Linked DNA regions of Homo sapiens: region 2 is linked to region 1. The links are chromatin loops, found by intact Hi-C in ENCODE. Cell type or tissue: MCF 10A. All regions are shown on one strand. Each heading gives the region's core, and the rest is flanking DNA. Links, peaks and the distances in the headings are about the cores only. Region 1 overlaps TENM3 (teneurin transmembrane protein 3). Region 2 has its middle 110 kb from the start of TENM3-AS2.

Region 1 (10,261 bases), core at 684-8,683:
GGTGCTCTTAAAGGCATTCGGTTGTATACATTCACAAAGAGATGGTTGGGAATTGGAACTAATGTTTAAAAGGGAAGCAGAGCATAAAAATTTGGAAAATTGGCAGCCTGACGATGTGATAGAAAAGAAAAACACATTTTCTGAGGTGAATTCAAGCTGGCTGCAGAAACTTGCATAAGTAATGAAAAGCCAAATGTTAATCGCCAAGACAATGGGGAACATGTCTCCAGGGCATGTAAGAGGTCTTCACAGCAGCCCCTCCCATCACAGGCCTGGAGGTCTAGGAGATAAAAATGGTTTTGTGGGCTGGGCTTGCTGCTTTGTGCAGTCTCAGGACTTGGTGCCCTGCATCCCAGCTGTGGCTAAAAGGGGCTGATGTACAGCTCAGGCCATTGCTTCAAAGGGTGCAAGCCCCAAGACTTGGCAGCTTACACGTGGTATTGGGCCTGAAGTTGCACAGAAATCAAGAATTGAGGTTTGGGAACCTCCACCTAGATTTCAGAGGATGTATGGAAATGCCTGGATGTCCAGGCAGAAGTTTGCTGCAGGGGTAGAGCCTTCATGGAGAACCTCTGCTAGGTTAGTGCAGAAGTGAAATGTGGGGTCAGAGCCCCCACACAGAGTCCCCACTGGGCATTGCCTAGAGGAGCTGTGAGTAGAGGGCTGCCATCCTCCAGACCCCAGAATGGTAGATCTACCGACAGCTTGCACCATGCACCTGGAAAAGCTGCAGACACTCAATACCAGCCCATGAAAGCAGCCAGAGGGGCATGTACCCTGCAGAACCACAGGGGTGGAGCTGCCCAAAGCTGTGGAAGCCCACCCATTGCATCAGAGTGACCTGGATGTGAGACATGGAGTCAAAGGAGATCATTTCAGAGCTTTAAGATTTACTGCCCTGCTGGATTTCAGACTCATATGGGGCCTGTAGCCCCTTCATTCTGGGCAATTTCTCCAATTTGGAATGGATGTATTTATCCCATGTCTGTACCCCCATTGTATCTAGGAAGTAACTAACTTGTTTTTGATTTTATAGGCTCACAGGCAGAAGGGACTTGCCTTGTCTCAGATGAGACTTTGGAGTTGGACTTTTGAGTTAATGCTGGAATGAGTTAAGACTTTAAGGGACTGTTGGGAAGGCCTGTTTGTTTTGAAATGTGAGAACATGAGATTTGGGAGAGGCCAGGGGTGGAATGATATGGTTTGGCTCTGTGTCCCCACCCAAATCTCATCTTGAATTGTAATCCCCATAATCCCCAGGTTTTGAGGGAGGGACCTGGTGGGAAGTGACTGGATCATGGGGGTGGTTTCCCCCATGCTGCTCTCATGAAAGTGAGTGAGTTCTCACAAGATCTGATGGTTTTATAAGTGTTTGACAGTTCCTTCTATGTATGCATTCTCTCTCTCTCCTGTCGCCATGTCAAACATGCCTCTTCCCTTTCCACCATGATTTTAAGTTTTCTGAGGCCTCTGAAGCCATGTGGAACTGTGAGTCAATTAAGCCTCTTTCCTTTATAAATTATCCAGTCTTGGGTATTTCCTTACAGCAATATGAGAACGAACTAATACAGTGTGTGTGTGGTGAGTGTGTATGTGTTGTGTGTGTATGTGGTGAGGGTGTGTGGTGGGTGTGGTGATAGGGAGTGTGCATGGTGAGTGTATTTGTGTGTGGTGATGGTGTGTGCGTGTGTCGTATGTATGTGGTGAGGGTGTGTGTGTGTGGTATGTATGTGGTGAGGGTGTGTCTGTGTAGTGATGGTATGTGTGTGTGCTGTGTGTTGGTGTGTGTGGTGAGGGTGTGTATGTGTGTTGTGATAGCATATGTGTGTGGTGTATGTGTGTTTGTATGGTGTGTGTGTGTGTTTGTATGGTGTGTGTGTGGTGATGGTATGTGTTGGTAAGTGTGTGGTGAGATGGTGTGTGATTGTGTGGTGTGCATGTGTGTTGTGCATATTTGTGTGGGGTCTGTGTGTGTGTGGTGTATGTGTGTGGTGAGGAGGTGTGTGTAGTGATGTGTGTGTGTGTTGTGAGGGCGTGTGTGTTGTGTGGTGAGAGTGTGTGTGTGTATGTGATGGTGTGTGTGGTGTGTATCTGATATGTGTGTATGTGGTGTGTGTGTATGTGGTGTGTGTGGTGGTGTGTGTGTGTGTGGTGTGAGTGTGTATGGTGAGGGTGTAAAGTAAGCAGTGCTCCCCCTGGAGGGCCCTCTCGGGGATGCTCCTGCCCTGCCTGCATTCCACCTGTCCCTGCCCAGGATCCCTGGGAAGGTGTGGGGGTGGTGACAGACTCAGGGTTGGGTCATGGCCCTGGCTCTCACAAGTGACTGTGGGCAGAAGTAGAAAGGATCCTTGTCTTTTTGTGGGGCTGGGGGACTATGAAATGGCAGGGCAAAACCACCAATATGGGGTGGTTTTTACTGTGAGGCAGAACCCTTTCACTTGCCTTGGCACTGGACTTGGCCTGTTTTCAGGGGGCCACCATTTTGGGCACCCTCACTGCCAGGGTCTTGAACTTGATGACCAGCGAGGCCTGATGCCGCCAGGGACCAGGCAGGGCCCAGGAGGGAGAACTGGTGAGGCGTGCCCTTGGGGTTCAGTCCAGTTCTAGCCTTTAAGGCTGCCAGAAAAAGGGGGACAACATTGGGCACCATCAGGCATGGACCCAGGGACCCTGTGCTGTCTCCTCTGCCCACTTCCTTCCTCCTCGAGTTTCCTTTTCTGGAGCAGGGCAAAGCATGGGATGCTGGCAGGGCTGTGTTTGCAGGTTGCCATGCTCCGTGTCATTTCCTGTGCGGTTACAAATACTCACGCCCGAGAGTCAGGCTGCATCATCTTCAAACGGCGAGCAGTGAGCTCTGGGGTGGGGACAGGGCAGCTACTAGGCTCTGTCCTGCAGGAAGTGTGAGGAGGTGCCAGGGAGCCCTGCTCGCCACTTCCCTCCCTGGTGGGTGGGGGCTGCAGGGAGAGCAACCCCCTTCCCGTCCTGGGGCCTCTTCATGTGGCTGAGCTTTGTGGCTGGGGTTCCCGCAGCTCGGGGACTTTCCCAGGAGATGGTGAAAGACGTCTGGGTGGTAGCCTTGATATCACCATGGGCTCTTTCTTCTAGCTTTTTCTGTCCACACACATACACATGCACACACACATGCACAAACACACATGCACACACACGCACATGCACACATGCACACATGCCTGCACACACGCACATGCACACACATGCGTGCACATGCACACACCCACAGCACGTGCACACATATGCAAACACACACATACACATACGTGCACACTCACATGCATACACTCACACATGCACACACACGTTATGTACACACATCCACACACGCACACCCCCACATGCACACGTGCACACATACGCAAACACACATACACATACGTGCACACTCACATGCATACACTCACACATGTGCGCGCACATTACGTACTCACATCCACACGCACACACCCACCCACATGTGCGTGCACACACACATACACAAAGGCACACATACACGTGTGCACACTCACATGCATATACTCACACACGTGCACACACCCCACACATATGCACACGCACACACACACAGAAATGCACACATACACGCACTTGCAGGCACACACGCACATGCACACACACATGCACACATGCGTACACAGATGCGTGTGTGTGTGCACACACATGCAGCGTCTTGGCACGGGAAGTGGGGAGGGGCGGCTGGGGACCAAGGTCTGGGTTCACTGTAAAGATGGGGAAACCAAGGCGCAGAGGCCAGTGGTCATCTCCGTCTCGGCAGAGCCAGCCTGAGGGGGTCTCCCACGCTGGGCTCCTCCCGGCTTCGCTGCTTCTCCAGGGAGTTGCTAAGTGTGATTAACTGGAGCACTAATTGGCAGAGGCCGCAGAAAGAGCCTGAGTGGTGGCGAGGCGAGTCCTGTTGCCCTTTGATTTACAAGAGCCCGGGAGCCTGCCGTCCGCCGTGTAACAGGCGCGAGAGGAACCGGCAGGCAGCCGCCTCGGAAAAGGCCAGAGCCTGGCTCCGGCGCCTCTCGCAGGCAGCGCCATGGGGTGGCGGAGTGGGAGCCAGGGCGAGGGACTCAGGTCGGGAGCAGATGCATGGGGCCTCCCGATCTGGGACTGCCAGCCTGTGCTTACGACCCAAGAACTTGTGTTTAGGACCGGGTTCCCGAGCAGCCCCAGAGCCAGACAGAGTTGTCACAGCAGGCGAGGCGCTCGCTGCTGCCGGTGGAGAGCCCCTGCCTCTGGCTTCGGCAGAGGCCCAGGGCGGGAAGCAACCTGGCTGAAGGCCACAGGCGGTGGGGGCAGCATCCGCAAACCCGGGGCTCCAGACCTGGTGCAATATTTCTCCTAGTGCCACAGCCCACAGCCTCCTTGGTGATATATGTGTGTGTGTGTGTGTGTGTGTGTGTGTGTCTGTGTGTGTGTGTGTGTGTGACAGAGAGAGAGAGAGAGACAGATATCTCACTCCGGGCCTCCTGGTCATCCCGGCTCCCAGTGGGCAGGGGAGCGCTTTGCCCTCCTGGTGAGTGGGGAGGAACGAACTGGGCATGGGCACGCTGGGCTCCAGCTCAGGGAGCAGGGCCTCTCCCGTCATCCTGCCACTGCTGCCAGCGCCTGGCTGATCTATCTTGGTGTCCCGTTAGTGGCCCTTTGGGATTTCCCATGCAGCTGTGCCTGCTGCTTCCCAACCCGGCCTTTATCTAGGTGATATTTTGGCTTTCCTGAGCCATCTCCGGCCTTACTCATTTCAGCGAGAACCCGGGTAGGAAAAAGGGCCTATATATTGGCCTCCCAAAATGCCAGCGGGCTCACTCACGGCCGGTTTCTGAAGGCAGGACACCAGCAAACAGGCTGCTATATGAGATTAGCATCCATTGGCTTCTCTGGGCGACAACCCAGGGGCAAAAGGTTGAATCCCTCCCCACTTCTGCGCCGCGGTGGCTTTCGTGGCTGCCGCAGGCTTGGGTAGAGGAGGGAGACTGGATGTCACCGCTGCAGGGAGGCCAGGCCGAGGCGGCTGGGGAGCTGCGGGGAAGCGGGAGGGGGGGCGGCTTTCGCTCTTCCAGGCTGTCACTCCAGCACGTTCCGTGAGAGCCCAGCTCCCTCAGAAATAAAAATGCCACTCTGAATTTAAGTGATCCGTTCTTCCGGGACATTCTTTCCAGCGACAGGACTGTTAACATGAAAAGTAAAAGGGAAACAATATGATAGTTCAGAAATCACTGTTTTCAGGCGCTGCGGAACTCAGCCCGCGGACGATTCCCGGGAGGAAGGGCCTTATTTCGATCTGTGAGTGAGAGCAACGCGGCATGACAGTGTCTGCTCGACGTGCAGGGAAATCTTACCCGAGCCACTTTGGCAGGGCCCAGGCCTCGGTGCGGCGGTGCTGAAGCAGAAGTCTCCGCTTTAAGTGTGAAACTCGGAGGGCAGAGCAGAGGTGGGGAAGAGAGGGTCAGAGAGCCGGCCCCGCCGCGGTTGGGGTGGAGAGTGGCGAGCGGCGAGCGGCGGCGCCTTCTCTTCGGTTTCACCTCGGTTTCTGGCCCGGGAACTGCCCTTTTGGCGTGCAGGACTTTCCCTACCACAGCCGCGCGTCACTAGGGGGCGCCGGAGCCCTTCCTGAAATCGCCGCCATCCCCTGCAGGGCCCGCCCGGGGATGCAGGAGGGGGCGTCCCAGGACCCCTGCCCACGGGGCCGCCGGATGTTGGGACGGCTTTTCCATGTCCGCAGAAGCCGAGTCCCAGGAACCCCAGGGGAAGGCCAGAGGGAAGCCCCAGATGAGGGAGGACTCAGGGAAGGGTGTCGTCTTCCTCTCGCTACCTCCCGTTCTCTGCCTTGGGTCACCTCTGTGTTCTGCAGTGACCTGTCACCTGTCAATGCTCCAGACTGAAGTTAAACGCCAGGCTTGATTTTTTTTTTTTTTTTTTTTTTTTGAGCTTGGAAATCATGTCATAGCTGAATAAAGATATTTTACAATCTGCTTGTTCGTTACCTTTTGTCAATAAATTAAGAAACTGGGGATGACAGACTGGCTCTAGGTCCTTTTGAGATCCTGAGTCATCAACGTCGCCCTGGCCCACCGAGGGAGCCCTATGGCATTCCTTCCAAGCCTTAAAGGACAGAGAGGGTTAGATTCAACCTGACCCATTGCAACGAGAGAGAGCGAGAGAGAGAGAGAGAGAGAGCGAGCATCGTGGATGCAAAGATAGTTCTGGGGACGATTTTTGCAGAATTTTCTCTGGAACAGGCAGACTAGACTTTCCCTAGTGTTCGTGTGGGAGGAAGGTGTGGGATGGGGCAGTCTCCAGCCTACGGTCATTAACCACGGTGCAGAAGAACTCCAGGTTGAAGAGAGCCTGGTGAGCCTCCTCACCGACCTCCACTGAGCGCCCCATTTTCAGCCTTTCAGTCACGCCCGAGAATTTGTCATTTTAAGTCCTTGGGCATTTATGCTCCCCGCACTCTCCCCTGATAGAGTTCACTTGTGAACATTTTTAAAAATTCATTTTGACCCAGCGGACCGCTTGTAAATCCTGACAGTTGTGTGCAGCGAGCTATGCCATAGAGAAATGGCCGCTGTGGCTGGAATTCAGGAAATCTCTGCACACAGGTGGAAGAACGAGATTTCCCTGCATAATACAGGATGAATGCCTGTGGCCAGGGCTAAGCGTAGCTCACAATTCACCCTGTAAGCAGGGGGACTGTTACCAAGCCAGTCTCTTGCCCTAAAAGTGACAATTTATGCTTCTAATTTTAATTTTCCTGAGCTTAGATCCCAGAAGGATTTATTAAATTTGCTTTGAGGAACCCATTAACTCTAAACTGAATAATGATGTTACTCTAGGCTTAGAATCGGTTGATAGTAAATTCTCTATCCACGGGACTCTAGGAATCCCGTATTCCTCCACGACAGGATTCTAAGTCGGTTCATAAATGAAAAGGTTTACTCAATTTACCTAAAAGTTATTAGTAATTAACTAACATCAAGAGACCATTGCTTGCAGGGGTGGTGAACAGCAAATGAGAAGTCTGGCAAACAGAGGACATTCATTATGTGGCTTAAATGAGAAGGTAGAAAATTCAAATGGCTTATCAGTACCTGTTTGGTACTCTGGCTTAACTCTGTGGTTAAAATGGGTGATAATGAGTTATAACTCATTTTTATTTTATTTTTTCATGGGTCTAGTAGGATGTTCAAAGCCAGATGAATAACTTATGGAAAATCTAGGTAAACAGCCCAATGGTCTTTCTTTTGGAAATGATGGAGAGTCAAACTTGGCTTACCTACACAGAAGGGCGTGAGGAGCTAGAAATACTGGCAGGCAGAGGGGGCACTCAAGGCATCTGTTTTGTTTAGTGTCGGCGGATCGTTATAGAATGAAAAATGCTAGTCCTGGCTGTAAATGATGGCAGCTTTGGAAAGATCAAGTGCCCATGGGAAGGGGGGCGGTAAGGAGTATTTGCGGTATCTTCCCGGGGAGCGTTATGAGGAGGCTGTGATGTAGTGGAGGGTACTAGCAAAGGGAATCTCTGCTCACCTTAACTTAAGCCACTTCTGTGAACTTGGACAACTCATTTCTGTAATTCCATTCCACCTCCAGCTTCTGGAATGGGGATGCATTTTGTGGACTGGGATGCTGGAATCAGATCACTCCTTGAAGGAAAGTGGGAGGAAATTTGGGTATCTATGGAAGGGTGAGATCTTAATATGTTGCCCTTCGAGGCTTCCCAGGGGCAGACTCACCCCACTCTGCTGGAGATCAAATGATACCCACCCCGCCCCGGCCAGATGGGTGGTGGCAGTTCTTGGTCCAGGTGGACCTTGTCCTCCTCTGTACAACAGCAAGCGAGCGGCTGTGAGCACTGCCCGGGTGGTTTTACCCAGACAGAACATGATGTGGATCAGTGCCTTCTGGCTTCCTCTCTTGAATCCCTCCTTTCCAAAAGCACCTCGGACAGCTGATTTGCTGTCAGCAGGCGAGAGAAACAACTGCATTCAGGAGTAGCCCAGGGCAAAAGGAGAAAGAAAAGATGGTGAACGGAGTGAAGAGTGGGCACGGATAGGGAAAGCATCAACGGCATTCTTTCATTAAAAAACTTTTTTTTTTTTTTTTTTTAAGAGACTGGGTCTTGTGTCGCTCAGGCCGGAGAGCAGTGCTGCGATCATAGCTCGTTGTAACCTCCAGCTCCTCTCCTCATCTTTTCAAGCGCTTGAGGACTGGTCCTGATTTTGAAGTACTTACAGTCAGGTGCTGCCCTTCTGTTGCGGTCTGGCAGTTAGAACCCCATGCAACTGTTAGGATATGTGTGGTGAATGTAAAGACAAATTTCACGGGATGTGGCAGCAGCATATCCCATATTCAGATTATTTTTTCTAAGGTATAATTTTTACCGGCACCATTTTTATTTGCATTTGTTCAGACATTACTTTTAAGGAAAAGACTGTAGAGAAGGAAAGCAGTACTTCGCCTGTTTTTCTGGAATTCCGTTTTGATCATGTTAAAGTCTAATTCGAGGAGAAGAAAACAGACCAGTTTGCCAAGTGGAATGACCTGATTCTTGCTGGATCAACACGTTATGCAGTTGAGGTTGTCACTAGAAAGCAAGTGTGATGAAGTCTGCCTCTTCCGACTAAAATCAAAGCCCTGGCCTGCCGGCCAGAATTGCTGAACTAAGCATCTTCTAATCAGCCGGTCTATATGTAGATTTAGACATCTCCAGGAGGCTGCAAGCCTACCAGGCCCAAACTGATTATTCTAATCAAGTGTTTTAATTAAGCACACTTATTGCCAGGATCACAGGAATGAGGCCTGCTCTCAAGTAGTAATGGGTGGTATTTTTGTAAACTCTTCTTTACAGTTAGCGTGTTTGGCTTTGTGGGGGTGTGTTTACTGTTTTTCTAAAGTAGGCCATGGGAGAGTCCCCTGTGAAGTTCACTCTGCTGAGCCAGCAGTCTGGCCAATGGACAAAAAAAAAAAAAAAAAAGATACTACCAACTGGGTTGCAGATGAATCAATTCCCCAACAACTGCATCTATTTGCGTCCTCCACGTTAAACACAAAAGCAATGCTGGCTAGCCCAAGACTTGAAAAAATATAAAAACACACACACATTGGGTTGGCTTTTATTGGAATGCCTAGGTGCAATCTATAGTCATCAAGTTATGGAAAATTCAGGTCACATATAAAGTTAAGAAGGCAAATGAAAAGAACAATACAAATCAGACAAAATTTACATCTCAAAATATCATGAAAGCATTTTGACTGGCTTTGCCTAAAATACTTTGAATATCAATTTCTTTTTTGTAAGCTAATTCTTTTCATTATACAGTCCCCCACCCCCTCCCAACTCTTAGAAAAAGGTCTTTTGTTTACATATTCCCCAAGGTCACTATTTCTTGTAAAAGCATGTCCAGATCACAAGTCTTTTTAGAAAGAAATAGGCTCATTATACCTACTAACAGGACACTAATTGGGTTGATTTGACTTCATCATCTAAAATAAGCACCAGGAGATACTCCAAATCTGTTATTTATCGGTGCCCGAGTGAAGACCAGTCCACGTCAAGAAGAGGTTAAGACTATGATCTCACTTCTGTCATGTGGCACAAGCTTTTCATGGTAATACATCAGAAACATGTCTGAGAATTTAGACTCAGAGCCTATTTCACCCAAAAGTACTTACAGCATGCTAAATACAGGCCTGCAGAAGTTCCACGGAACAGAACTGCAAATACCTAACAGTTAAAAAATAAAATGGAAAACAGAATCATGTTTATGTGGTTTGAAATCTCATAGTTTTCTAAATTTGGGCTTCATAATACTTGCCAAAGGATTTCCAGAATAAAAAATATTAATGCTAATCTGTGCTTTCATTCTAATAAAATATCATCAGCATTCATTAGAAGATTAATTACTTCGGTATGCTCTACCAAATACACAAAGACAGTAATAGCACTGATACTGTAAATTCAGTAGCTATTTTGAAACTTTCCCAGCCAATCATCTGTTTAATAAACACGCCTACTGTGCAATTTAGAGTATGTGATACATACAAAGCAGTTAGAAAATTATTTTCAATACATCACTTGAACCTTTATATTTACGACATGTTCACTTGCTATATTTTATCACCATTATACATAGAGGAAAACAGTGTGTACTATAGCTCGATGAACTGAGAAATATCTTCTAAAAATATTTTCGTGGCTGAATTTAGTGCTCAGGAAAGAGATTTGTCAGAGCTGAGCCGA
Region 2 (10,261 bases), core at 653-8,652, 870 kb after region 1:
CACTGAAATAATAGTAAATTTTTGTTACTAAGCATTTTCTTAACCAACTAATGCTGGAAGAATAATCTTTGGAGTCAGAAACAATTTTTGACAAAATTTTGGAAATATCGGAATGAACCCAACCTCCTGTTCTACTCTCCCCTGCTTGTAATCTGATTGGCTAAAGGCTGGAAATAATAGACACATAGAAACTACCCAGCTCAGGTCTTTTTAAGTAGTTTCCAAGGCAAGGCAAACATAATGCCTAACTCTAGGCATCACTGAGAACCTTGACATTAATCTATAAATCTTCTATGCTCAAATACACAGGTTGTTACAATCTACCCGGGATCCAGGGACTCTACCACTTTCAGGAGGTAGAAAAGCCTGCATACCAAAACCCTTCCTTTGCCCTAAAATTACATTTGTAGACATAAAACACAAGTTTGTTCAAAAGGTGTTTTACTCCCAAAATATTTGAATGGCAATTCTTACAGATATAATCTATGTGCCTCTTTGAATATGCCAAGATTGTCTTTATAATTTCTAGAAAATAAGTGCCAATGTCAATATTATTAACCTATTATCAAAGGTATGAATATAATGATTTTTAAATTGTGATTAAATGTTGAAGTACCTGGAACTAATTAAAATGTGAGTAACTATAATGCTAAGTACCTTTACAATATGTATTTTATTTTGTACCAGAGTAAGGACATGAAATTGACTCTCAGATTTAAAAATATTTTTTTCCATTCTCCCTCATTTCATGAAACAAAGCAATCTAAATAGACTTTAAGATAGTTTCATGTTGCTTTGAATAATTTAATGGCCAAATATTTTTTCCCAGTCTTTTATCCCCGGGGTAGTGTTTTTCCTTTGAGCTCCTTATCTAATTGCTGTAAATGACAATATGAATTATGTGCAGAGAGCAGTAAGAAAAGAAAACTCACTATATGCAGTCTGATATTTGGCTGATACACATCCACATAGCTGCCCTGATGGCTAAGAAAGTCTTGGGTGTTGGTTGGTAAACAGCCACCCCACTGGTCCCTCACTCAGGACTCTGGGCCTCTCTTCAGTCTAGAAAGTAAGTGGTCCTTTAGGCACTTAGAAGGCCTGAAGGACCTCATATGTCACAGAGATTATCAGATATCACCACCGGCTGCACAAATCTTATTTAACCGCTTCTAACTCCAAACTGATAATTTTGGATAAAAGGTAATGAAAAATTGAAAAAAAAAAAAAAAAAAGGCCCAACATCATAGCAATGCTGGAAAGAAAGAATAGGAAATTTCTAGGTGAAAAAAACAGAAAGAGATCTTCAACTGATACCAAAGTCCTTTGGGTAATACCAAATTGGTGCCAGTTGGCACGCAGAGATTAGGAAGTGACTGTCCATTTCAGGCCAGAAGAGGCGGCCTGAGTCCTCACACAGGAAGGCATCAGAAACCAAGATCACGGCCGAAAGCAGGTCACCGGAAGGGCTGCCTCTTTTGTGGAAATTTTTGTCCATTATCCAGGGGAGAGGCAGGGAAGCCTGTTGTTTTTTAGGTGTTCTGATAGAAGCGTCTCCTGCGAGAAATTTTAACTCCAAGCCTCTTCAACATGCAGATGTGGGGATCAAACTTAAAATATTTACTTATGATATGGACAATCTCATTCCAATTCATGAGACACTCATGTCAGTCCTGTGAAACAACTGGAGCTGGCAGGGAAAGAAAAGGTAAAACCAAACCTCTAGAATCATGTCCATAACCCAGGCACAAGGGATATTCCTCACCCTCGGGAACCCCACAGCAACAACAACAAAACTGTAAATGATGAAAGCAAATCATTCACAAGTGAGAGGGAGTGATCAGATGAAAAGAAAAGATGAATTAGCATCTGAAGTCATTGACATAATGTAAGGCTAAGAAAGAAATGAGAAAATAACTTCAGTTAAAATAACTAAAGCGATAAAACAAATGATAGAAAGAACACACCCATCTAGAAAAGAATGGGTGGATCTAAGAAACCAAATAGAACCTTATAAGTGAAAATTATAGTCATTGAAATAAAAAGCAAATGAGCTTAATAGCAGATCAGGCAACAGGTAGGAAGAACTGTAATTTAAAAGGGATATTTAAGGAAGTCATCCAGAATGCAGCATAGTGAAATGAAAAAGTAATAATAGATGAAATAGAGCCAAATAGCTATAAAAAAAAAAAACATCAAACAAAAGTTCTGGAAAGAGAGAGTAGAGAATGAGGAAGAGGTGGTATTGAGTGATAAGGACTGTGGGTATTTCTGAATTTAAAGACACGAGTTTTCAGATTATAGAAGTGAACTCTGATGGAGGGATACACATGATCTCATACGTGGCTAGTAGGAGTAAATATTTCCAAACTCCTTTGAGAGTTATTTGTAACATCTAAATTTTTGATTCCACCTCCCATTCCCATTCTCGCAGTCTTCTGAAGCTCGGGGAATGGTTACACCATCTTTCCAGTTATTCAGCCTGATAACCATGAATAAATAATTGATTTCTCTTTCTCACACCCGGTATTCAATTCATCTGGAAATTCAGATGGGTCTATCCTCAAAATATATCCAGAATCTAACCACTTGCCAACACAAACACTGATACCTCTTTGTTTTGAGATGCCATTAACTGTTGCCTGGGAGACTGTAATACTCTCCTCATAGACTTCTCTAATTCTACCCTATTTCCAACACAGCAGCCCCAGTGAAATTTCAGAAGAAGAGATATGCCATGTCACTCCTCTGCCACACTAAACTGACCTTGAGGGCTGGCTACCACGGGGACTTTGTGCTGTTTCCTGATATCTGCCTAGCTCACTTCACCTTTGTGGAGTCTTTGCACAAATTTACCTTTTCAATGAGTCCACCCTATCATAAAATTGCAGTCTTATCACCATATCCTGCCATGAGATTCACAATTCCCTTTACCCTGCTTTAATTTTCTGTAACACATACTATTTTCTATTATGTTATATAGTTTATTTATTATGGTTATTATTTATTACCTGTGTTCTCCTAACAGCATATGTACTGCACCGGACTGGAACTTTTTTTTCAGTAGAGCAGGATTCAATGCGTAGTAAATACTCAATAGATAACTGATTGAATCAGTGATTCTGGCGAAGCTAAATATGTGTACACTGTATGAGTTGGTTTAGAGGACATCTGTATTTTCTTGTATGTTTGAAATATTCCTTTAGTAAAGCAAGCTGAAATTTCCTAAGTAAAAAAATATTTTAATGTTCAGATCATGAAGAAAAGGGAGATTGGCACTATTTATTTTATATTCTAAAGGGACAGACCAACTTTACATTATAAAAAACAAGACACTTTGTGTATGCAGAGATGCTATATTTTCATTGAGCATACTTCAAAGTTATTATTATCACTGTTATTTTTTATTGATGGATTCGCTTCAAAATAGTGCAGCAAAAATCCCGAAGGAATCTAAGCTAGAACATAAAGAACATGTGCATAAAGCGTGCATTTCTGCTTAAATTCCTCCAGCTTTCAGTGTTTCTCCACTCAGTCAATTGCTTGTCACGATATTTTGAAAGTCTTTATTATGGAGACCAGGGCAAAAGAAATGAATATTTAGAATATAATTTAAAGCAATGAAATGAAATAGTGGTTGTTGAAGAACACTAGCTTTAATAAAAGGACTAAAATAAAACCAAGGCCCTAAAAGATTCACCCTGGAGGAGGCAGCGGACACCTCTCCGCCTTGGGGTTCTCTCATCAAGCGGTATTCTCCACTCACCCTGGCCCCTGCCATGTGCTGAGCGCCCCGCACCCCAACCCCTTATATAGCTGTCCAACAATAGACACATTCTTCCCCTTAGTTCAGCTGAGATGATTGGAGCTTTTAAAACTAAGAGAAAGAAGTGGAGAAATAAACAGATCACGGAAGAGGTCCAGAAAACAATTTTGTTTTGCTTTTAGGGCACAAGTTTCCGATCTTACCGTTTTGCCCTCTCTCCAAGGTTCACAGGCACGCCTGACTGTACTGAAACACCGACAGGCTGATCACAGCCACAGCTCTTTCTCTGCGGTTCTTATTTATATCTTCCTGGCCTGTTTCCCATGGAGGACATCACTCTGAAATCTCCAGGAGCTTTTCCTAGGAATCCTACCACCTTTTTGGTGAACAGACAGGCTACACGCCGATTCTAGAGCACACTCAAGTGGCTGATACCAGAAACGAGTTCCCGGCATTCTTACACAGAGACACATACCTTCCTTCCTGCAGGACTAGGATTATAACCATATCTTAGTATAAGAAAATTCTAGAAAGTGTATAGAACAATAATAATAAGGAGAGGATTTTTCTTTCATGGGTAGAAACAAATTTTCTTTTATACTTTAAGTATGAAAAAGTGCACAAGATTACTGTTATAATTATTATCTTCATTTAATCCATGCCATCTTTTTTTTTCTTACATTACTTATTAACCCCTAGAAAATAGAGTTGTCTTTATAGCATGTTCTAAAAATGCAGACTGAAGCAAAAGAAATTCTGTTCTTTAGTGCTAACGTACAATTTCCAGCAAAAAACTAGGACAATGTACCATTTATGTTTTATATTGCAGTAGGACTTTGAGCCTTTTCCAAAAGCCCTTTCACAAAATTGATAGATTATTCTTCCTATTAAAAGAGTCTTTTATTCTGGGTGCCAGACCTAGTTCTTAGGGTTGAAATATTGCTTTAGCTTTTTTGCGACCACAGTGGCATTTCACTGCTGAATAAAGTTACAAATTGTGTACCTAATTCTCCAGGGCACAAGAAACTCTCAAAGGGCTCGAAATGGGCACGAGGTGGGGGATGCATTTGTTTGTTATTCCTAAATAGACTGAGGAAGAGTCCATGAACTCATGAAAATTTCTATCAGGCTGTATGCTGTGTATAAAAAGGAGCATTAGGTTGGAAATACGAGTTTTAGGCCTTTATCGGCTACTAAGTGATACTGTCACTTTAACAGTGGACAACGAAAAGTGAACATATAATAATGACAATTTATTGAGTGTTTTGTAAATATCATATGCTTGTTGTGTATTATCTCTGATCCCCTTGACTATTCTGCAAAGTAGGAATTATTGTCTTTGTTTTAAAATAAGAAAATTGAAGGAGGGTATAGAGATGAATTAATTAGTACAGTTGGTAAGAGATGTGGTTAGAATTAGAATACAGAGCTTTCTAAAGGTTACGATTTTCTGGAGTATTATGACGTGCCCCAAATGACTTTAACTTTCTACATCTTGGTTTTCTCATCTATATAATAAAGACATCTGATAACATGACAGCTAAGGCTCCTTCTAGGTATAAAACGTTATAATGTCTAGAATATAAGCTTAGCCACATGTAGCAGCAAGCATGAAATCAAACTAGCTTAGTTCCACATTAAGATCTACTTGAAATTACTTATTCATACAACCAGAGCCAAGGTATGATAAAAACTGAGAATCGGCAAGGGGTGAAACTGTTGTGTGGCCCAGCTGCTATCCTCAGTGGCTTGGTGATATAGGAAGGGCCACAGAGCCTTGGATGGAAAAGGGAGGAGCTAATTCAGAGGCATCTCTTCAGGCTCACCTGAAAATCACATCTTAAGTGGGGTCATGGTCTCTTCACTGGGGATGGAGGCAGCTTGAAGAGACTTTTAAAACTTTCCACTCTGGGAGAAAGATGACTGGGGCAACTGAGCAGCCAGGTTCAAGACTGAAAGTCACATTGGCATTCATCAGAGTTCACATATTTTTTCCTCCAAGCTTGTTCTAAGGTCTTCTGAACTCAATTTATAGTAAAGAATTCAAGAAAGTTCTCAGCTTTTGTAGTAGTGCCAGGGTGTGAAGCAGCACTGGGGCAAAGAAATAGGCTTAGAAGGAAGAAGTTAGCAAAAGGCCTTCGTGCAGTCATGATCACGTCTGTCCTCATGTTCTTTATTCCTCTTTTGTTCATCCCCTGCATCCAATGCATGTGTCCTGTTCAATGTCCTTCCCATATGGATGTAGAATTCTCCCACTTCAATCGTCACTCTTCCTACGATGGCTAAGCTACCATCAGCCTAGATGCCCTGCCCCTCTTCTTCCCTCGCTAGGAATCATCTTCTTGCAGAAGTTGTACTTTAAAGTATAAACTGGGTCATGCCTCTCTCCTGTTTAAAGCCCACTAATGGTTTCTCAATGCACTTAGCATCAAAAGCAAACTCTTCCTCTTGGCCTAGGAGGCCCTCCATAGTCTGGGAAGGCCACCTTGCTAATCCCATCTCAGGCTACCTCCTCTACTGACAGCTTTGCAGCCACCTTGGCCTTCCTTCTCTTCTCTGGATGGTCCAAGTTTTCTCCACTGTCAGAGCTTTGCACACGCTGGTGCTTTCGCTTAGAATGCTCCCATACCTGCTTTGCCCAGGGCCACCTCCTTCTTATCCTGCAGATCACAGGTTAGGTGGCATCTCTTCAAAAATTTCTATTCTGGCCACTGTATGTAATTAGATGGCATTCTCCCCACTTGTTACCTCTTTACAACAACACACTGCTTGCTTTCTTCACAGTGCTTATTGCAAATTGTTTTATTATTTATGAAAGCTTCGTGGGGGGCAGGAAACATTGTTTTCTTTTCCCCCTTTGCGCCTAGAGCCTAGCATGGGGCCTTGGTAATTATAGGGGCCTGCTGCTCTCCCCTTCTGCTTGTTTTAGTCCTGGGCTTTCCTTGGGTCTTGGTTTAAAGCTCACTTCCTCAGGGAGGTCTTTCCTGTCCCCTAGATTAAGCCAGATAGGTCCTCTGCTCTTCGTTTCCATAATTTCCTGTCAATCTCAGCCATAACGCTCAACACATTTCACTGCCATTATTGTTTGTGTTTGTCTTCCCTGCTATTCTCTAAGACTATTACTCATGGTGACAAAGACTGTCTTGTTCACCCCCAGATGGCTGGCACCAACATCTTGCACCAACATAGGACAAAATCAGGAAATGATGAATAGAAAGAAATGGTTATTGAAAGAGTGTGAAGGGTAGGCGAAAGAGATGACTCACAATTTCTACAAAGTAATTAACTAATTAATTAATTCAAATATTACCTATCAGCCACTCTCACATCTGATTCCTTTTCTTTTGATGGAGTCTCACCCTGTCGCCCAGGCTGGAGGGCAGTGGTGCAGTCTTGGCTCACTGCAACCTCTGCCTCCCAAGTTCAAGCAATTCTCCTGTCTCAGCCTCCCGAGTAGCTGGGACGACAGGCACACACCACCATGCCCAGCTTATTTTTTTTGTATTTTTAGTAGAGACGGGGTTTCACCACATTGGTCAGGCTGGTCTCGAACTCCTGACCTCAGGTGATCCACCCACCTTGGCCTCCCAAAGTGCTAGGATTACAGGTGTGAGCCACTGCATCCAGCCCTGATTCTTAATTATGCAAAATAAAGCACTCAGCACTGAGCAACATTCATTAATCCCGTAATAAATATCTATTTACAAATATGAACGGAGTACCTATTATGTGCCAAGCTAGAGTTACATAGCTTGGATATGAACAAGGATATGAAGATTTATGCTATGAGGTAAATAGGATACATGACAGATGAATGATATAAAACAAATGCATTCGGAACCCAGATCTGGAAAGCGACTATAATGGAAATGAGGTTTGTCTGAGGCTTCAAGAATAGGGGAGATTTCCATAAGGCCCGATGTCGGTAGAGTGCGCTTCAAGAAAATGGAAAGGCATCGGTGCAGAGGAGGGAAACCCTGAGATGGACATGAGGCTTGGCTGGGATTCGAGAGTTTTGCAGACCACTGGGAGGTAAGTTTGGAAGGCCTGGTAAAGGCACAGGATCCAGGAGTGCCCGGCATGCAGAGATGAGCCATGTGGGCTTGTATCCAATAGAGAGAGGTCACCTCTTGGCAGCTTTGAGAGTGAAGAGTGGCATGATTGTGGGTGCTTAAGGGGACAAGTGCCATAGTGATGCCCGGTAGCTGGGCAGAGAGAGACTAGACTGAATTAGCAAGGCTTTATTTTCAGGCATAAGGTAGCAAGGACATCCTCTAGAAAGTAGCAACAGAAATAGAAAACAAAAGAGGAATGAGAGTTTCTGCAAAAGAAGAACTAGCCTAGCAGGCTATGGTGGCTTATAGCTCTAGGGACAGAGCTCAGAGCTTAAGGTGGAGATGAAACGATTACGTTCTTCACATTGTAAAGAAGTTGTAATGTTTGTCTCATCTTCCTTATTTATAAAATGACACTAATAATTCTACAGACTTCTTTTCTGGGAATACTATTGCCTTTTGAAAACAATCACAAATGTTTTTAGTTCCATAGAGATACAGGTGTTATTATTAATAAACTGTCTTTTGAATTATACTTCATTTTGCATATCTTGAAAATTACAATAAAACAAGTTGAAAATTAAATGTCAATAAAATGACTGTGAGTTTCCTAATTCACTATGTGTGAGCCATGTGTAATTCAGAAGTTTTCTTCAAAGATTAGAGGAAGTCCTTGGATAAATTTCTCAGGGAAGAAGCAGAATCCAACAAAGTCTTTTCTGGTTAATCAAAATATAGAGTTTAAGCAAATTAAATAGACAAGCTAGCATCATATCAACTTAAAACAATTTTTTTCATTAAAAAATCAACATGTTATGTCTCATGTCAGTTTTCCTTCTGAATAAATGTGAATTAAAATGCAAAATTTAGTCCCTTCTTTTCTAGTACTCGAACACTAGGATCTTAATAATTTTTGAAAACAAAAATTCCACTAATCTTATGCCATTAGACACCACATTCTTTCTATTGTTAGAGTTTAAAAAATAAAGAAAAAAGAAAAAGAATTGACCTAATATGACCTCTTTCTCATAAATTATATTAAAATTTGAAGTTATGCTAAAAATCCTTTTTTAAGCATTGGTCCATCTTTTATTTACTGTGTTTGATAGTAGGCAAATCACTTATTTTCTCATTCCAGTCCCATCCATAACAATAATTTAAAACCAGCTAATAAACATTATGGCTTGTTAGAACTGCTACCGATTAAATCTTAAGTGTCTAATACATACAAATATAAACAGAATGTAATTAGAGCTATTTAAAGAACCCATTTTTAACTTAGATTAACCATACTTTCCATTTGCTGAGGATAAACACTCATAAATGAAACCCATTGCTGAGCAAGAAGCAATTACTTCAGTTTAAAATATTAATATGCACCGCCTTTTAAAAAGCCATGGAAAATCATTTATGTAGTGCACTGTACAGACTCAAGTCATACTCAAAAGGAAGAATGGGATAGCAATGTGAGTCCTAATCGAGAAGCAATCAACTGAGGTATGGCATGTCCTTACCCTCTATCAGGTCCATTAAACTCTTCACTTCAATTAGCGCATTGTCCAACATCATATTCCTATGTATGTTTAAGTGTGATTTAAAAGCGCGCGCACACACACACACACACACACACACACAGAAAGGGGAATTTTACTATAGAAAAATCAATTTAATCAAACTGTTTCTAGAAATAATAGAGACACATTGATAACCTAATAACTGATTTGAGCATATTAAATAAAGATAGCCAGGAAGAGAAGGAAATGCAGACATCCCATACACCTTAATTTCACATTTCTCACCTAAAAATACACAAAAAATCTATTGAGTCTGATTGAATGCAACTAACTATTCAATTCTACAATATTTCTTGTGATATCGTAGGCTGACTAAAAAGCTTGGTTTGGGCTAGAATTAAATTCAGTGTAGTTAAATGCCTGCATTTTTAGTTGCTGATACTAAACCACAGGTCAAATCTGGTTACAATGAGCACCATTATCACAAAATGCTTCCAAGCTGGTCCGGAAAGTCTTCAGAATAGGGCTTTGTTAATTTCATCACAGTGACACCCACTAATGGAAGATGCTAGATAGACCTATTAACCCTTGATTTGCTTGAAATGGCCACAGTCTTTGGAAGCCTCTTTGGTTACGTCTCTGAATATAATATGGTGCTGGATGGGGGTGTGGGTATTTCAATATCAGACGACAAAAGTTCATAGAATAGATTTGTGCTATTAACAGTTCGTGGTTGTGAGTATAATTGGTGTAATGGACCTAGTTTATTCATGACAACCAAATTTCAAGGCAGATGCATTTAGTAGATGATTGGCAGTCATGGTGATATGCCTTGAACTGTAAATAAAATTTATGATTTTAGGATCATATCTTATTTTCTGATTGATAACTGCAAGAAAATATATTTATTACTCTTTCTAAAGCTCAAT

The links. Hi-C counts contacts between places; a loop is a spot of excess contacts. Peaks named below come from ENCODE experiments on the same cell type or tissue, not always from the same donor. Only the 100,000 strongest peaks of a DNase experiment are listed, where the experiment ranks them.
Region 2: it touches region 1 in a loop (20-fold over the local background); 2 of 110 quality-filtered maps call a loop at or near these places.

What each region holds. Positions count from the first base shown.
Region 1 is chr4:182,801,882-182,812,142 of GRCh38, reverse strand. It overlaps TENM3 (teneurin transmembrane protein 3), which reads right to left. Exons shown (of 28, transcript NM_001080477.4): 28 at 9,119-10,261. Among named protein-coding and RNA genes, the nearest start is that of DCTD, 110 kb to the left of the region's middle. RefSeq lists silencers at 2,178-2,297, 5,590-5,639, 5,660-5,749 and enhancers at 2,942-3,443, 3,572-4,510, 8,163-8,332. In MCF 10A, for the core only: a CTCF peak has its summit at 5,624 (motif pointing right); a DNase peak (open chromatin) is centred at 5,582.
Region 2 is chr4:181,933,241-181,943,501 of GRCh38, reverse strand. It overlaps a transcript of TENM3 not described here. Among named protein-coding and RNA genes, the nearest start is that of TENM3-AS2, 110 kb to the right of the region's middle. In MCF 10A, for the core only: a CTCF peak has its summit at 4,194; no DNase peak of the experiment used is centred there.